Regions from separate parts of the Mus musculus genome. Here region 2 is linked to region 1. Evidence: chromatin loops called from intact Hi-C (ENCODE). Cell type or tissue: heart. All regions are shown on one strand. Links, peaks and the distances in the headings refer to the core of each region. The heading gives the core; the rest is flanking DNA.

The links. Peaks named below come from ENCODE experiments on the same cell type or tissue, not always from the same donor. Only the 100,000 strongest peaks of a DNase experiment are listed, where the experiment ranks them.
Region 2: it touches region 1 in a loop (2.6-fold over the local background); 10 of 42 quality-filtered maps call a loop at or near these places.

The regions. Positions count from the first base shown.
Region 1 is chr1:24,097,300-24,104,872 of GRCm38, reverse strand. Fam135a (family with sequence similarity 135, member A) reads left to right here and starts at 4,532. Exons shown (of 21, transcript NM_026604.4): 1 at 4,532-4,812. In heart, for the core only: no CTCF peak of the experiment used is centred there; DNase peaks (open chromatin) are centred at 3,762 and 4,392; H3K4me3 peaks cover 2,585 bases; H3K27ac peaks cover 2,157 bases.
Region 2 is chr1:23,915,669-23,923,241 of GRCm38, reverse strand. Smap1 (small ArfGAP 1) reads left to right here and starts at 861. Exons shown (of 10, transcript NM_028534.3): 1 at 861-1,204. The coding sequence starts at 1,087. In heart, for the core only: a CTCF peak has its summit at 2,791 (motif pointing left); a DNase peak (open chromatin) is centred at 871; H3K4me3 peaks cover 2,070 bases; H3K27ac peaks cover 920 bases.

The DNA.
Region 1 (7,573 bases), core at 1,435-6,434:
TAAAGTGACCTATCTATACATATAAATCACAACAATAGTGTTTATAGAATCTTGTAAAAACAACATCCAATGAGTGGAAAATACTTTTTAAAGGACAGCAAATTCATTATGGTAAATTCTATCTCCCCCCTCCTCTCTTTAAAGTCTTTATGTAGATCTGGTTGGTCTGGAACCTACTATGCAGACCAGGTTGGCCCTGAACTCACAAAGATGTGCCTGCTTGTGACTCCCAAGTGCAGTGATTAAAGGTGAATGCTATAGAACGTGCACACACATGCACTCACATTCACACTCGCGCGCACACACACACACACACATGCACTCACTTTCACACTCGCACACACACACACACACACATGCACTCACATTCACACGCGCGCGCGCACACACACACACATGCACTCACATTCACACGCGCGCACACACATACACACACACACACACACACAACTCTGGTTGCTAAGGAGTCTCTGGCAATGATACAGAAACGAAAGTTTGTCCCCTAGAATGTTTTCCCTTAACCTGCAAAAGCAAGCACGTGGCAAAAATCCTCTTCAAGATGTTTCTACAAATAGACTCACCCGGAAGCTGACAGTGTGCTCCTGACCCAGATTAGTTCAAATTGCATTTTTTTTTTTTGCTGAATAAATTAGAAAAGTAATTTAAATAGCCTTTCAAGATGTAATTGAATTTTAGTCAACAGCCATGCCACCCTGAAATTGATCAACCTGGAGGCTAAGCAGAGCCAGGGCCTTTTAAGATTTGGCTGGAAAGTTTTAAAAATTAAATTCCCCTTTTTTCATGATTCTGTATGTTTTTCTTTCTCTGCACCCTAGATATTACATTCAACAAATGTAATATGATACATTTCAAAAATAAAAAACATAAGGATAGACAAACTTGTAATTGGCAATAAAGGAAATTAAGCCTAATGACAGCAGAGTATAAAAGTGTTATTTTATTGTTGTGGCTTTTCTGGCTACTGTATTTATAATGGTTGGTCCCATGTAAAACCTAGAACTGAAAGGAACTTTTCTCTAGAGAAGAATTTTAAATGTTTAATTTTGCATTCTATATGGACATTTGAGTTTAGAGTTGTATGGATTTTTAAGTGACTTCCAGCAATCATTACAAATATTGTCCTAGAAACTCAATCTATTTAGGGAAAGAAATATTCAGAAGCACGGGCCTTTTCTTTTTTTTAAAAAGGTCTTTATAAGAATAAGTTTTCCAACACACCCACGAAGCAGCCTATTCCATCTATAAATCAGAGAGCTATAATCATTTTCATAAGGTCACAGGTTTTATAAAACATTTCAACTTTTTAAATTAAGTAATGAATTCACGAGATAACTGAAAAGAAGCACACAACTTTAAAAATTCTACAACTGAAAAGGGCAAGAACACTGAGTTTTGATGTTAAACAAACAAAAAAGGTGACACACGTACAAACGGCAATAGTTTTATTTGATACAGGTAAGAATGTTTTCTTTTATGCAGGCTTTAATTCATAGTAAATTAGTGTTTAAATAACTTTAAATTTGTTGCATGACTATTTTATATAATATTTGCAAAGACTGTCATGCATCAAATAATCTAAAGTTGACAGCCCTCCTTTATTCCATTCGTAGTATGTTTTGATCCCTTTCTCTAGTCTCACTAGAAGTAATGCTTCTTTTTGTCCATGTCTGACTTTTCCTTGGAGTTGGAAATCATTTTGAAATAGAGAAGTATTTGGAAACCCAATCGGCACATGGACATGAACTCTACGGGAGACACAAGAAAGCATCCAGTAGGACTGGGGGATTCTAGGCTTGGTGAGTCCATCCTGAGAACCCAGATTCGAGAGACAGATCTCTGTACCCAGGGAAAGGGGAAGTGGGCAGAGGTCTGTTTCAGCTATGGTGAAGAAGGCGGTTCATCACTCTTCCTATGAAAAGCTCTGATGTGAGCCACAGAGCCGTGGCTGGAATGAGCTAGAAGGTCAGGACTAGTGATAGGGTTTGAATCATAAGACATATGAGTTAGTCTCTCTGGTGCGTTTGCTATGGCAAAGCTGGTAGTAATTAGCATAAACACCACATTACAGAACACCATGGTAAGCTCTAGGCACACTGAGAGGAGAATAAGCCATGAAGTCAAGTCATTGCTGTCACTCGATACTATGTAATTACACTCTACAGGAGTGACTCAGAAGTGTGGCGGTAGGAGGGGCGTCTCCTGTCTGACAGCTTCTGATCCGAGCAAATGCTTTGCCACTTGGAAAACCCATATCATCTGAGTTGCAATCCAGACGTAACTGCTTGAGCCTTTCCATACCGTGCTGTAAAAAGCACTCTGTAGTCCAATCAGTTGTGCAGTCTCAAGGTTCTCCTGGCAATGCATTATTAAAGACTATGCCACATAGATTATAAAAGTGCATTTATTGTCTATAGATTCCAATCTTCTCCTTTACTGCGTTCACTAAGTAGCAAAGTCTTCTCAGTCCTCATTATCTCCATTCAACAACGAGATGCAAGTCATGCCACTAGCTTAAAAAGAAATTCTCTCATATACTTATTGAGAAAAGGGATCACATTGTAGCTCAGGCTGCTCTCAGCCTGTCCAGTGCAGCAATTACAGGTGAGAAGCCTGAAACACAGCTGAGTGCTTTCTTTTTAACTGGAGGATTGGCATGGTCACTGTCTTATACCATTCTTTTCCCAGAGAGACCACAGCCATTAAGCCATGAAGTAACATCACAACATGATGAACTAATATATTCGCCCTTTAAACCCGAAGCTGTTGTACCCATAAAGGAAGTGCTAAACTTAGACTTCGCTTGCCTCAGTCTCATATTTGGTGTTAAAGAAATATAACTTCCCAAAAATACCTTACCATTGTGCATTGTGGACACCCATCGTAGTAGATATGACTCTGTCTGTAAAAAACAAGAGTAACTGTACCAGAAGGATCATTTATGCAAACATTATCATAAGGTGACACGGGCATTCCAATCCTGTTCAAATTTTGCCCAAAAACTGAAGAAAAGCCAGTGGTTAAATCACATTTAACACTTGGTTTCAAACGGCCTAAGGTACAAGGCCACATCACCACTGCCAAGTGGACAGAAAGGTTTCATTCATGTTTATTCTAGCAAATATACACAATATTTGCCATTTTTAACCATCTTCAAGCAGATTATCAGTGGCATCATGTTCCCTCACATTATATCTAAGAGACACCACTCTCTCCTCCTAATTCATTTTTATCACAAGCTGTGTTCTGTTCTCCCCATTCATTTTATCTTGAGCTGTGTGAAAGTGTTACAGCTCTGAGGGAAATTTTCAGCTGTTGCTGAAATTCCCAACCTTGCTTGAGTCACACACAGAAGCTTTAACGAGCTATAAAATGTCCTGCTGGTGGCCCAACTTGAGACCCATCCATGGGCAAGCACCAAACCCTGACACTATTATAAGGATACTCTGTAGGCTCCACCCAGGAGATGATTCAAACCGAAGCAGACACCCACAGCCAAATAGTGGATGGAGCGAGGGGCCTCTTATGGAAGAATAGGAGGAAAGATTGCAGTCCTGAAGGGGATAGGAACTCCACAGGAAGACCAACTAACCAGGACCCTTGGGGCTCTCAGAGACTGAACCCCCAACCAAAGAGTATACACGGGCTGGACCTAACCCCACTTCCTCCAGCATGTGTGGCTGATGTGTGGCTTGGTCTTCATGTGGGTCTTCAACAACGGGAGGGGGAGGGGAGCTACTATCCCCAAAGCAGCTCCATTTATGTGGGATATGTTTTATTAGCTGGGCTGCCTTGTCCTGCCTCAGTGGGATAGGAAGTGCCAGCCTCACAGACTCAGAGAAGGGAAGGGGGAGTGGGGGAAGGACTGTGGGAGGGGAGGGGATCTGGAAGGGGGAACCGAGCAGGATGTAAAGTAAATAAATCTTTAAAAAATGTTCTGTTCGGACAGCGGGAAAGAAGAAAATGAAGTTAATCAATGAAAGACTATGGGCTTCCGTTAATGGAATTTAAGACCTGAAAGCTTCTATTTAAGATGTCATCAATCAAGACACTAATAGATCAGCTGCACGCATGGCCACACCATGGATGGCCCCATTAGCGACTGCTGGGGCAGCACCGACCCACTGCCCTGGCAGAGGCGCGAGGGTCGGCTCTAGCCATGGCAGCAAGGAGAGAAGACGTAGATGACTTCGAGAGAAATCTCCTCAGTCTTCAACTGTCCTTTCGCATCTCTTGGGGCCCTTTAACTCTCGACCAGTGGTTCACACTATCCCCCCCCCTACCCCCAGCTCCCACCCCGGCTGGGCTCGCGCTTTTTATTGACGCAAGTCTCCCGTTCTCGCGGGAACTCGGGAGGGGCGAGCCGGGAAGGGAGAACAAATCTTCAAATCTCGGTTGGCGCCGGGGGCCCGCGGCAGCTGAGTCTCCTGGGGGGGCGGGACTTGGAGCCCAAGGGGGCGGGTCCTCGCCTCAGAGAAGGCGGGACGTTGCGGGAGGGGGAGGGGAGAGCCCCAGGGGCGGGGCCGCGGGCCGGGACCTGTTGAACGCAGGTAGCGCTCGGCGGCCCGGTTCCCTTGGGACCGACGCGACTGCGCATGCTCGCCGGCGGCTCTGGGCCGGGAGCCGAGCGCCGGAGACGAGCCGGCTCTTGGCTTTGCGGTGGTTGCGGGTGCTGCGATGGCGATGTGAGCGGGCCCGGGGCGGGATGGTGCGGACCTGGCTAAGGACGCCTACCAGCCGGACGCAGAGCTCCTCCGTCGCACAGGCGCCAGCCGAGGCCGTGCCGGTTGAGAGGTGAGCCCCTCGCTGTCCGCGCGACTCCCGGCCCCGCGACGCGGGCCAGGTCCATCTCCCCCGCGGGGCCGGACAGGAAGTGGCCTCCTCGCCTCGTCTGCCTCTGGCGCCCTGGCCTCAGTCGGAGCCGGGTCCTGGGCCCGCTGAAGGTCGGCGGGGACGCGAGGGGCGCGGCGCGCAGGCGGGTGCCCCCGGCCGGCCCTTGCCACTCGTCGTGCCCGGTGTCCCGCCGGCTCTCCGCCCCACTCCACGGTCGCCGCCTGGTCCTTCGACCCTCATTCGCTTCCACCCGCGCCCGCGCGCCCTTTGGCTCCGGGGGTCCCTCGACGTCGGTCGAGCTCTCCGCTCGGTCCAGCTCGGTCCCTCGACTGTGCATCCCCAGTCGTTAACCTCTTGGCCGTCGCCGATCAGTTTCCTCGCTGTTAGCACTATTTTCTCCTTTGGCACCTCGTTCTAGCTCTTTTGTTAGTTACTGACTTGTGGGAGGGTGGGCTTTTTGGCCTTTTGCGTTTTGTTGTTGCGTTTAAGCATCTCTTTGCTCCAGTGTCGAGCCTTGCCTTCAGAGGCCCTCACTCTCTTAACCTCTTTTGGTCCCCCCGCCTCATTGCTTTCGGTCCAGCCGCTCCTAACCACCGAACCGATTTTAGTTCTTTAATGTTGGTGTTTTGTTTTTTAAGCCATAAAACTCCTTTTTCCTATATGTGTGGATGGAACCTCTTTTTCAGTCCATATGTTTTACTTTTTATTACATCCCCGAAGAGTTGTAACAACCTCTGTTCTCTTCTGCTTTCTACGCAAGCTAGGGCTATGCCTAGTATCCCCACTGAAGCTTCCAGAGCAGTTTCTTCATCTTTCTTCACCAGAAATTCTCTAAAGAATGGCAGCTCACTTGATTGGATCTTGAATTACATGTACCAGTCATGTTATGAGAAACAAACTGGCCATTTATAAAGAGTTAAGATTTGCCAGAGGTCAGTGCTCCAGTAAATAACAGTTGACCAGGAACAAATCTGAAGTGAAATTTAACAAAAATTACTATATAAAATGTATTGATTTGTTGTTTTACGATTACGGTTGGTTACATCATTTTGAGCTTGTTCTATTTAATAAATGCGTACAGTTTTTGCGAACAAGAATAGGATAATTGCTTATCAAGAAAGAAGTATTTAATCTTTTGATTTGGGCAAAAGAACTTAATACATTTGGGAGCTTTTCTTCCCTCCATTTTGAATCCAATCTAATTGAAATGAACCTTGTGTTTCTGTTGACGATGGTGTAGTGTCACGCTCTGGAGGCATCTGCTGAGGCAGTTACTGTCAGTAAAGTTTGCCTTTGTTTTAGGGTTGAAGAACAACTGGATTATGTATTTCATTCTGGAATCTCAAAGCAGCCTGCAAACAATAAGTTCTTCCTTAAGTTATCTATGTCAGGTAGGACTTACATTGTTTTAGATTTCTATTTTAAGAAGAAAAATACCAAGGCAGGGGGAAAAAGGAGTAGTTTCTTGTTCAGAGTGGGCTTAAAATTAAAAAAGTAGAAGAACCCGGTGTAATTAAAGAACATTTCTCTTAAAAGAACTTGTATGTATGATGAAGTGAAGAACTTTTCCTATAGTTTACATTTTAATGCTTTTTCAAATGCAAATAGGTGATTGCTGTTTCTCAAAGATGCTTGCTCTCCTTTAAAAACCAGTCTCTTTACTTGTAGGGAAATATCCATTAGAAAGTTACCATCTACAAATTCTTAGTATTATAGTGAGCTATGTTAATTTTCTTTGAATTGAAATAAGGGATCTATGTTATACAGCAGGCGCAAGAGTAAATGTGAAAAGATTTGAACCCAGAGCATAACTCAGTAGTAGTCTGAAGAAGCCATCCAGCGTCCCCTCAGTGTCTCCACCTGTAAACTGTAGTAGTAACTCGGGCAGCCCAGTAATCTGTCTGTAATCACCCCTCATTTAAACACGTTTAGGGCCACCACAGACAAAAATTGCCATGGAAATACATATTTTTGTTTAATTAGATACTAGCAACAATAAAGTTACTAGTACTTAAATCCCTAAAGATTTAAATCCCTAAACAGTTTGATGTCTTTTTTAAAATTTCATAATTCTATAGACTATATCTAGTAGAATAGTAGTGAACTCTGAACGAGCTTAGATTAGTTAATGTTCAGACACAATGAGCAGGCGTTGGGTCACTCTTTGTTTGCCCGGAGTCGATCCTGAAAGGAACTGTAAGAGTTCTGTCTTTAGTGACTCTAGTTTCCTGTTGTCTTTTATGTTCCCTTTAGTTTCTGTAAACGAGAGCCCCTTGGACTTACGGGTCAGTCACGAGAGATTGTTTAGGACATAGAGAAGGCCAGGATTGCCTTTGTTTTGGATTGAGGTATGGAGGAGAAAGCTAGTGAACTTTGTGATATGTACATGTGTTTGTTTAAGTGAGCAGAGATAAAGCATAGAGCCTTAGACTGAGTAGCTCAGTTTGCTTTGAGTGTCAAGAAGGTTAAGGACCGAGGAGGAACCAGATGCAGAGCTGGGATACAGAGAGCATTCTTACTGGATCCAGACGTTTTCAAAAAAGTTACAGTGTGCATGTTGGTAGGCTGCATGCTTTCAAGAGTGTAGTTAGGCTCTTCTATACAGAGGTTGCCTATTTTAAGGATTTTCAGTTTTTAACATGTACCTAAGTGTTCAGGTGTAAGGGCCAGGTATACTGTCATTAAAGGGTGTATCCTATTTAAAACTCTTACCCAGTTCTTG
Region 2 (7,573 bases), core at 807-5,806, 180 kb after region 1:
GGTTCCTAAGGACCATCATCCTTGCTATGTGCAGACCTTCCAGTGTGGCTATTCTAAGGTCATCTATGCTCCTATCCATACCCCTTACCAGTTGCTCTTTAAGCCTAATAAGCTCATTGGTTCTCCTGGGTGAACTTTGTTGGAATTATACCTAAGTTTGTCTTTAGGATCTTACGAGAAGGAACAGGCTTAAGTTTCTCCCAGGGAAGGGATCCTAGCAGCACACAATTTCTTAAAGTGACATCCCTTTAATAATTCACTTTTTGATCACTTTCCCTCTTCCTAGGCGGGGTATATTGCCTGGTTTTAACTCTTCCACTTGTAGCATGGCCAAGTGACTTGACTGTTTTGCCTCATTTTCCTGTATATGAGATTATCAATATTGTTGAGGGAGGTAGGGTTTATTACGTTACCTCTCCCCCCCAAACATGTCTATTTTCCTCTAAAACGTAAGACACTTTTAGCCCCATTTCATTCCATCCGCTTCTAGTATACCGTTTCCAAACTCCCGATGCACACACATGGGATGCATCTACCCATTATAACTATATATATATAACTATAATTTGGACATTTCCAGTGCTGTGTACACAAATGCAAAGACTGTGAAAAATGCAAAGACTGTGAAAGTCGCTTCCCGGTAAAAAAAAAAAATTCTTCCACTTTCAGGTCTCTAGAGGCTTCAAGCGACGATCAGGTGTCAAGAGTGGGGAATCTCGCCCCGGGGAGCGTCAGACGCTTCTCTGGAATCACCTTGGGAGTCTCCCGGCACGCGGGCAGCTGGGCGCATGCGCAGCGCCCAGCGCTGCGTCCTCCCGGAAGCGGCGGCTCTTCCCGCCCCGCCCCTCGCCGGCTCGGGCGGAGCGTGCGGCGGGCCCGGCGAGGAGGCGGGACACGTCGGCGCTGGCTCGGCCGCCGCCGCCCCTCCTCCGGTTCCAGCCGCCGCCGCCACCGCCGCTGCCGCCGCTTCCTGGGCCGAGTCCGTCCGCGGCCCCAGCGGCGTCAGGTGCCCTCGCCCGCCCGGCCTCGCCAGCGCCGTCCGCCCGTCCGCTCGCCCGCGTCCGGGCCCGCCGCCCCGCCGCCGACATGGCGACACGCTCCTGTCGGGAGAAGGCTCAGAAGCTGAACGAGCAGCACCAGCTCATCCTGTCCAAACTGCTGAGGGAGGAGGACAACAAGTACTGCGCCGACTGCGAGGCCAAAGGTAGCGCGCGGGCTTGGTGGCCGCTCGGCCGGGGCCTCCTGCGGCTGTGACCTTCCCACCCTCCGCGGCGTCTCGTCCGCGCCGGCTCTCCCGGGAGGGCGGGCGGCCTCTGGCTCTCGGCTAGCACGGAGGTCGCGGCCTCAGCCTCCGGCTCGGAGCCGGCGTCGCGCCGCTGCCACCGCCTTGGGCCGCCGGCTGGGCGGTGCTGATAGGGCTGTGGGAGCCCTCCTGCCTCAGCCTCAGCGACTCCGTGGGTGGAGTCGCCCTTAGGTCCCTGTCCTCTTGGCGACCCTCCCTTCCTCCCACGAGATCGCGTCGTCCTCCCTTTCCCCAGTGGTGCGGTGTCCCAGATGGAGCCCTACCTGCCTGCCCACCTGACAGCTCTTGCACAGGGCGTTTACTTCTGTTTCTGAAAAAGAACAGTGTTTTGGGGTGGTTTGAGATGTCACTGCATAACATAATCGAGATAGGGTTTTCATTATTTGTGTATACTATGTATAACACACACACACACACACACACACACACACACTCACACTCTCTTATTCTGGATGTTATAGTGTCCTAAGGAAAGTGTGTTATGTTCATAAAGAGTTCAGTCGTTAGATTCCCCCAGACGACCCATTGGCGAATTTGTGGACACTGGTCTGTCCACTTCATAAATGTGGAAGGTGCATTTTAAGATACTGAGAAGAAGAAGAAGAAAAAAAAACCCCACTATTTTTAGTTCAGGTGGAGGTTTCTGCTTGAGCCTTTGAAATAGATAAATTATTTTTAGCTGATAGTTTTTGTTTGGAGATGTGGTTTATTTCTAATGTAAGTAATATCATGGAGAGTAATGGAGATTTAAAAATCCTACTTCTATGTAGTTAGGAAAATGTACATTTGATTTTTCTCTGGGAAATAGGTAGTTGCTGGGAGCAGAGACAGCCATTGTGAGCGAGGATTAAGATTTCTGCATTATTTAACTACTTTTCTAGAGTTTTTACTGTTTTCTCTCAACACTGAGCAAAAGAGTCCATTGCAGTAGGCTGGGTTATATGTGAATAAATTAAGTCTCATAACATCAGCATCATCTCTCTGTCATAACAGCTACTTCCTTACTGGGCGAAATCACATGTACACACTTTAATTGGGATTTTTATGAAGCACTTTACAGCATTATAGTAACTTGACTGTGAGGTTATCCCATGTAATCCTTAGGCAAGGCATTTAAAAGAAAAGGCATGCCTGATTTTTGTAGTAATATTTATTTGCTTGCTTGGTACTTGATTCTTGCATGTGGTTATTAGGAAATAGTGTTCTGTATTGAAGCTCAGTCACTCTCTTATCTTTTTACTTGTAAAACACTTAAAAAAAATAGGTTATTAGAAGCTAAGAAAAGGAACAAGGGCCAGAGTTAGTTTATGTTTCATCACCTTGAGTCCTAACACAGTTAAGTAAAGACTCTGGTCTGGGAAGCTGTGGCTAAAGAGCATCCAGGGCTGCAGAGATGGTCTAGGGTCAGAACACCGGCTGCTCCCGAGCCACATAGCAGCTCTCTCTGTAACTCTAGGAACAGCAGGTCCCAGGCCCTCTGCTGGCCCCTGTAGCCACCAGGCATGCAGATGGCACAGAGACATGAAAATTCATACACATTTGTAAAAGAATTATGTAAGTCAATGTAAGCCAATAATTTCCTTTCATGAATAGAAGTAACTTAAAAGATTCAAATTTCTTTCTCCAAAGGGGTACTGCAATCAGATTTTCAGATTTTCACTAAATGTGTTAACCTTTTTTTTTTTTTTTTCTGTTTTTGGGAGATGGAAAGAAAGCAATTACGTTCTTCTTTAATTGGGTAAAGAAGTTTTACTTCTGAACAGTAGGCAACATTTGTTTTGATCACTTTTGTGTAACCGCGTGAATCCAGTCCATGTATGTGGAATGAATAGCTTTTTATTTTGCTCTTGTTTAGTCACTTAATTATGAATTTTCTCTTTTCTTGAGAAGTGGGAAAAGTGGGATAGTCTAGTATCAGTAGTTCAAGGGCTCCACTGGAAGGCCATGGGCTCTGTTGTCAGTGACTTAGAAAGATTATGAATTTCAGCCAAACCTAGAATAATGGTTGTAAATTATTTTATTGTTTTATTTTGATACTTAAGGAAATATTCACTGGTATGACCATTTCACATTTTACTTAGGATTTATAGGGTGTGTGTGTGTGTGTGTGTATGTATGTGTAAGATGCATTTGTGTGTACTGTGGGATCAAACACCATTGATTTCTATGTGGGAGGCAAGCATTTTTCCACTGTTACATCCCTCCTCTTTTTTGAGATGGGTTTGTCATCCTGGTTAGCCTCAGTCTTGTGATTTTCCTATCTTTCCTTCCTGAGTATGCATACTATACACTGTATAACTTTATACACTTCTTGTAAAGTTTTGTGCTTTTGGTATGGGCGAGCCCATTTTGACATATTCTTAGAGTAAAATCCTCCTTGGCTTTTTGTATGACTTTGAATCTGTTGTTCTATATGTCAGTAACCATAATAAATGTAAGTGGTGAAGTTCTGTTTTCTTACTTTAAAAGAGTTTCCCATTATTCTGTGAGAACATGGACCTAAAAGAAAGCTTAGTTTATCATCTGTTACCTGAGTAGAGTTAGCAGAGGAGTGCCGGTTGGATTTTGACACTTTCTTAGTCATTAGCTTGTATGTCTGGTACTGACAGTATTAGCAAGGAAGGAGGACATGATGGCACAGGTCCCGGCTCCTGCTCTTGACCCTGTTCTTCAATACATTGTACAACTGGAGAGCAGGAACTGCCAGATAGAGCTGCCTGACTCCGGCTATCACTGTGACTCTGCAGGAGTTGAAAGCAGTTCTCATGATTATTAATTGGTGGCAGTATGGGTAGCGAGGATATGGAGTCATTTTAAATTTGCCATCTTAAATTTACTTTTCAGAATTTAAGCTTCATTCATAAGTAATACTGGCTTTGATTTTTTTAAAATATGTAAAAATTGGAATGAAAATGACTTTCTTGCTCAGTAAGTTTTAGGGCAGTCAGAGACTCAAGGTTTTGAACCCTAGAGTTAATTTTTTCAGACTTTGTAGTATTCAAAGGGTATGCTGCTTTCTTAATTCAAACACTTCTTTTTTCCACAGGTCTTGAGGACAGTTAAGAACTGGATTAGGTTTTGGTACAGAAACTTTTATAAGACTGAAAGGAGTATGTTTAATGGAGACTGAACATGGCAATATTCAGAATGAGTGATTCTGAAACAGTATGCCAAGTGTAACGGTAGCGGCTATAAGAAATAACCTTCTCGGCCGGGCGTGGTGGTGCACGCCTTTAATCCCAGCACTCAGGAGGCAGAGGCAGGCGGATTTCTGAGTTCAAGGCCATCCTGGTCTACAAAGTGAGCTCCAGGACAGCCAGGGCTATACAGAGAAACCCTGTCTTGAACCCCCCCCCCCCCAAAAAAAAAAAAACCAAAAAAAAGAAATAACCTTCTCTTTCTTTCTTTCTCGCCCTTTCCCTGGGCCTTGACCCTTGCTCACCAGCTCTGATGATTCCTCAAAGCCTTTGTGCTAGTCCTACGAATGAGCCTTCTGGCTTCTGTTGTTTCAGCTTTTGCTCATCTTTACATTTTGCTTAAATGTCATTTCTAGTTTCCCTTCAGCTTCCCAGACTAAGTTTACTTTTATTTGTACACTTGCGACATTATTTTAAATCTTACCACACTTATAATTAGAACATCACTGAAGTAATGGTTGGGCACTCCATATTTCTATTGAATTGCAGCTTTGAAGGAGAAGTCTTGTTTATGTTGCTCAGAGTAGCTTCCTCAGCCTTAAAGCACAGTGAATGAGTTTGGTAGGAAAATAGAACTCAGCAAATACCTTTTGGTTGTATGAATGAGTATAAGAATGAACAGTCAGAGGCAGTGAGTGTGAATGAGAGTAAGTACATTGTAAAAGGGCGTGGCGTTGGGGGACCCTGTGAATCACAGGAGACTTGTGAGTTGAAGGTACAGTGAGCTTTCACTAACTAGAGCAAGAATTAGACGACACTGCTATATACACCCAGGGTATGGTATATAGAAGGTAGAAGTGGTTTCTATATGGCCGTTTTATTTTGGCGAGCTGTCTTTGAAAATGATCAGATTTGGTTGAGATGGTATGGGAGGTGATTATTACTGGTAGTCAGAGTCCAAGGGTAAGAGGATCGTGCGTCATGTACTGTGTGCCAGTGTATGAATCAGGATGTAGAGCAGGGTGTAGCTACAGAGCCACTGCGTCCAGTTTTTGTTAGGGGTTTAAGGGATCGGTGAAAAACCTGCAGGAAGTTAAAACTCAGGAGTCATTTCTGGACTCTGACCACATCATGCCAGAATTGTCATTGCTTGACTGCCGTAGTTGTCTTTCACTCCCTCAGTTGGTGACTAGGTGGGAAGATGGAGACACGTTTAGATGGTTTTGTCAGTAGTTTCTACTGTAGTGGGGTGGCTCATGCTGCACTTGTGCTTTCCACGTGCTTACAGTGGGCTGACTCTAATATGTAAAGACACCTTGCCTTTTGGGTCAGAGTAGAAACAGCTGAGCATATTTGGTTGTAAGAGCCAGCTCCAAGAGTTAGCCAGGGAAGGGGTTAGAGAAAACTCTTGTAAAAGAACTTTTACTGAAAAGTAAAGTTTACCCCAGGAGCTGATGTTTATGCTTACAGAATTAATTTATAAGCACAGAGGTGTGTAGCTGGTCTTGGCTTATTTGTGGTGTTCTCTTTTGTCCCACCCTTTGTCTCCCCCTCCTGGGTTTATCCCTATCACTGGATAGGAGAGAAAGGATTGGGGGTGGGGAGGGCATACAGAGACCCCGAATCTAATCTCTTCCTTGTTTCTTCTTTGCTTGTAGTGGCCTTTCTACTTTGTGGTTCTTCCTTTCCCACTCTCAACCCCTCCCACTTCACCCCCGTCGCTTGATAGGAGAGAAAGAGTGACGGGAAAGGTATCTCTGAGTCTAATTGCTTCCTTGTTTCTTCTTCGAGCAGTTACTAACATACCACGACACATCACCAACCACCAACTCGGCCTCTTGGGGTCCTAGCATTTTATATACCCTCTGAAAAGTTCCCAGAATTGCAGCCAGCAAACCATGCCTCTGCTAGAGCATGAGGCAAATCATAGTCAGCTGCATCCCCATATCCCTACAGGTGGTATTAAAACAAAAACAGATTATTATACTATTTCTGTTTTTTTTAATATAAATACTTCAATTTTTAAAAGTTGTAAATCTGAAAGTTTCCTCAAATACTGACCCTTGATCTTTGTGGATCTGTCATTCGCAGGCTTCTGCTGGGCTTGCAGCTTTGTCTGATTGATAACCACGTTAGATCCTGGGTATCGGGGCTGGAAAGCTGACCAGTGGAAATCATTAGTCTCTTTCTGACATACTGTTTTAAAACTTGAACTATATTTTTTTCCTTCGAACTTTTTGTCCTTAAAGATTATTTGCAATATTCTTTTATTACTTGACTTCATCAGTGGAGAATTACCGGTAGTTTCTCTGCAAAATGCATGCTTTTACACACATACCCTCATTCTCTCTCACACAGATACACACACTTTCTCACAAAGACATTCAGTTACATGTACACATACTCTCACCCACACACTCTTTACACATTCTCTCTCTCTCTCTCTCTCTCTCTCTCTCTCTCTCACACACACACACACACACGCACACACATACACAGGATCCCTGAAGGATTAGAACCCTTCCCAACCCCCAATATAAATGTTACCGATCTTTAAAACACTTGAACTCTAGTTGTCACTAGGACTGGAAACTTTTTCTATTCTGACTATGTAAGGCACGGACTCAAACTTGTTTTCCTTACTGCTAATGGTAACACTACCAGTGATCTTTTGCTGGGTAGAATCCAGCCATTGTTTTCTTCCTTAGTTTTTAGTTTTCTCAAGGAAGATCAAAGAAATTTAGAGGGTGTGTTATTTAAGTTGTAATTATGAGAGAAGTTGACTGCCCCGTGTCCTGACCACTGTAAAGAGTTTCCATAACTTATACAGTTTTGCTGGTAGAACAGGCCAGTGTTTTCTGAACAATATTAGTTTTTCTGCTGCTATTACTAAACAATTGAGGTTTGATACTTTAAAGGAAAGAGCACACAGTTTGAGAGGCTGTGGGGAGGGCCCCTTGTCTGTATCAAATGTGTGGTAGCTTGTAGGGTGAGATTACCTAAACAGGAAGACAGAGTGGGAGGATATAGGTTTGTTTTTATTATAACAACTCACGCTCACAGGAACTAATAATCAAGATCTGGTAAGAACTGCCTTGTAAGGTAATAAGCTCAGTGTGGCAGGCACCTGTGG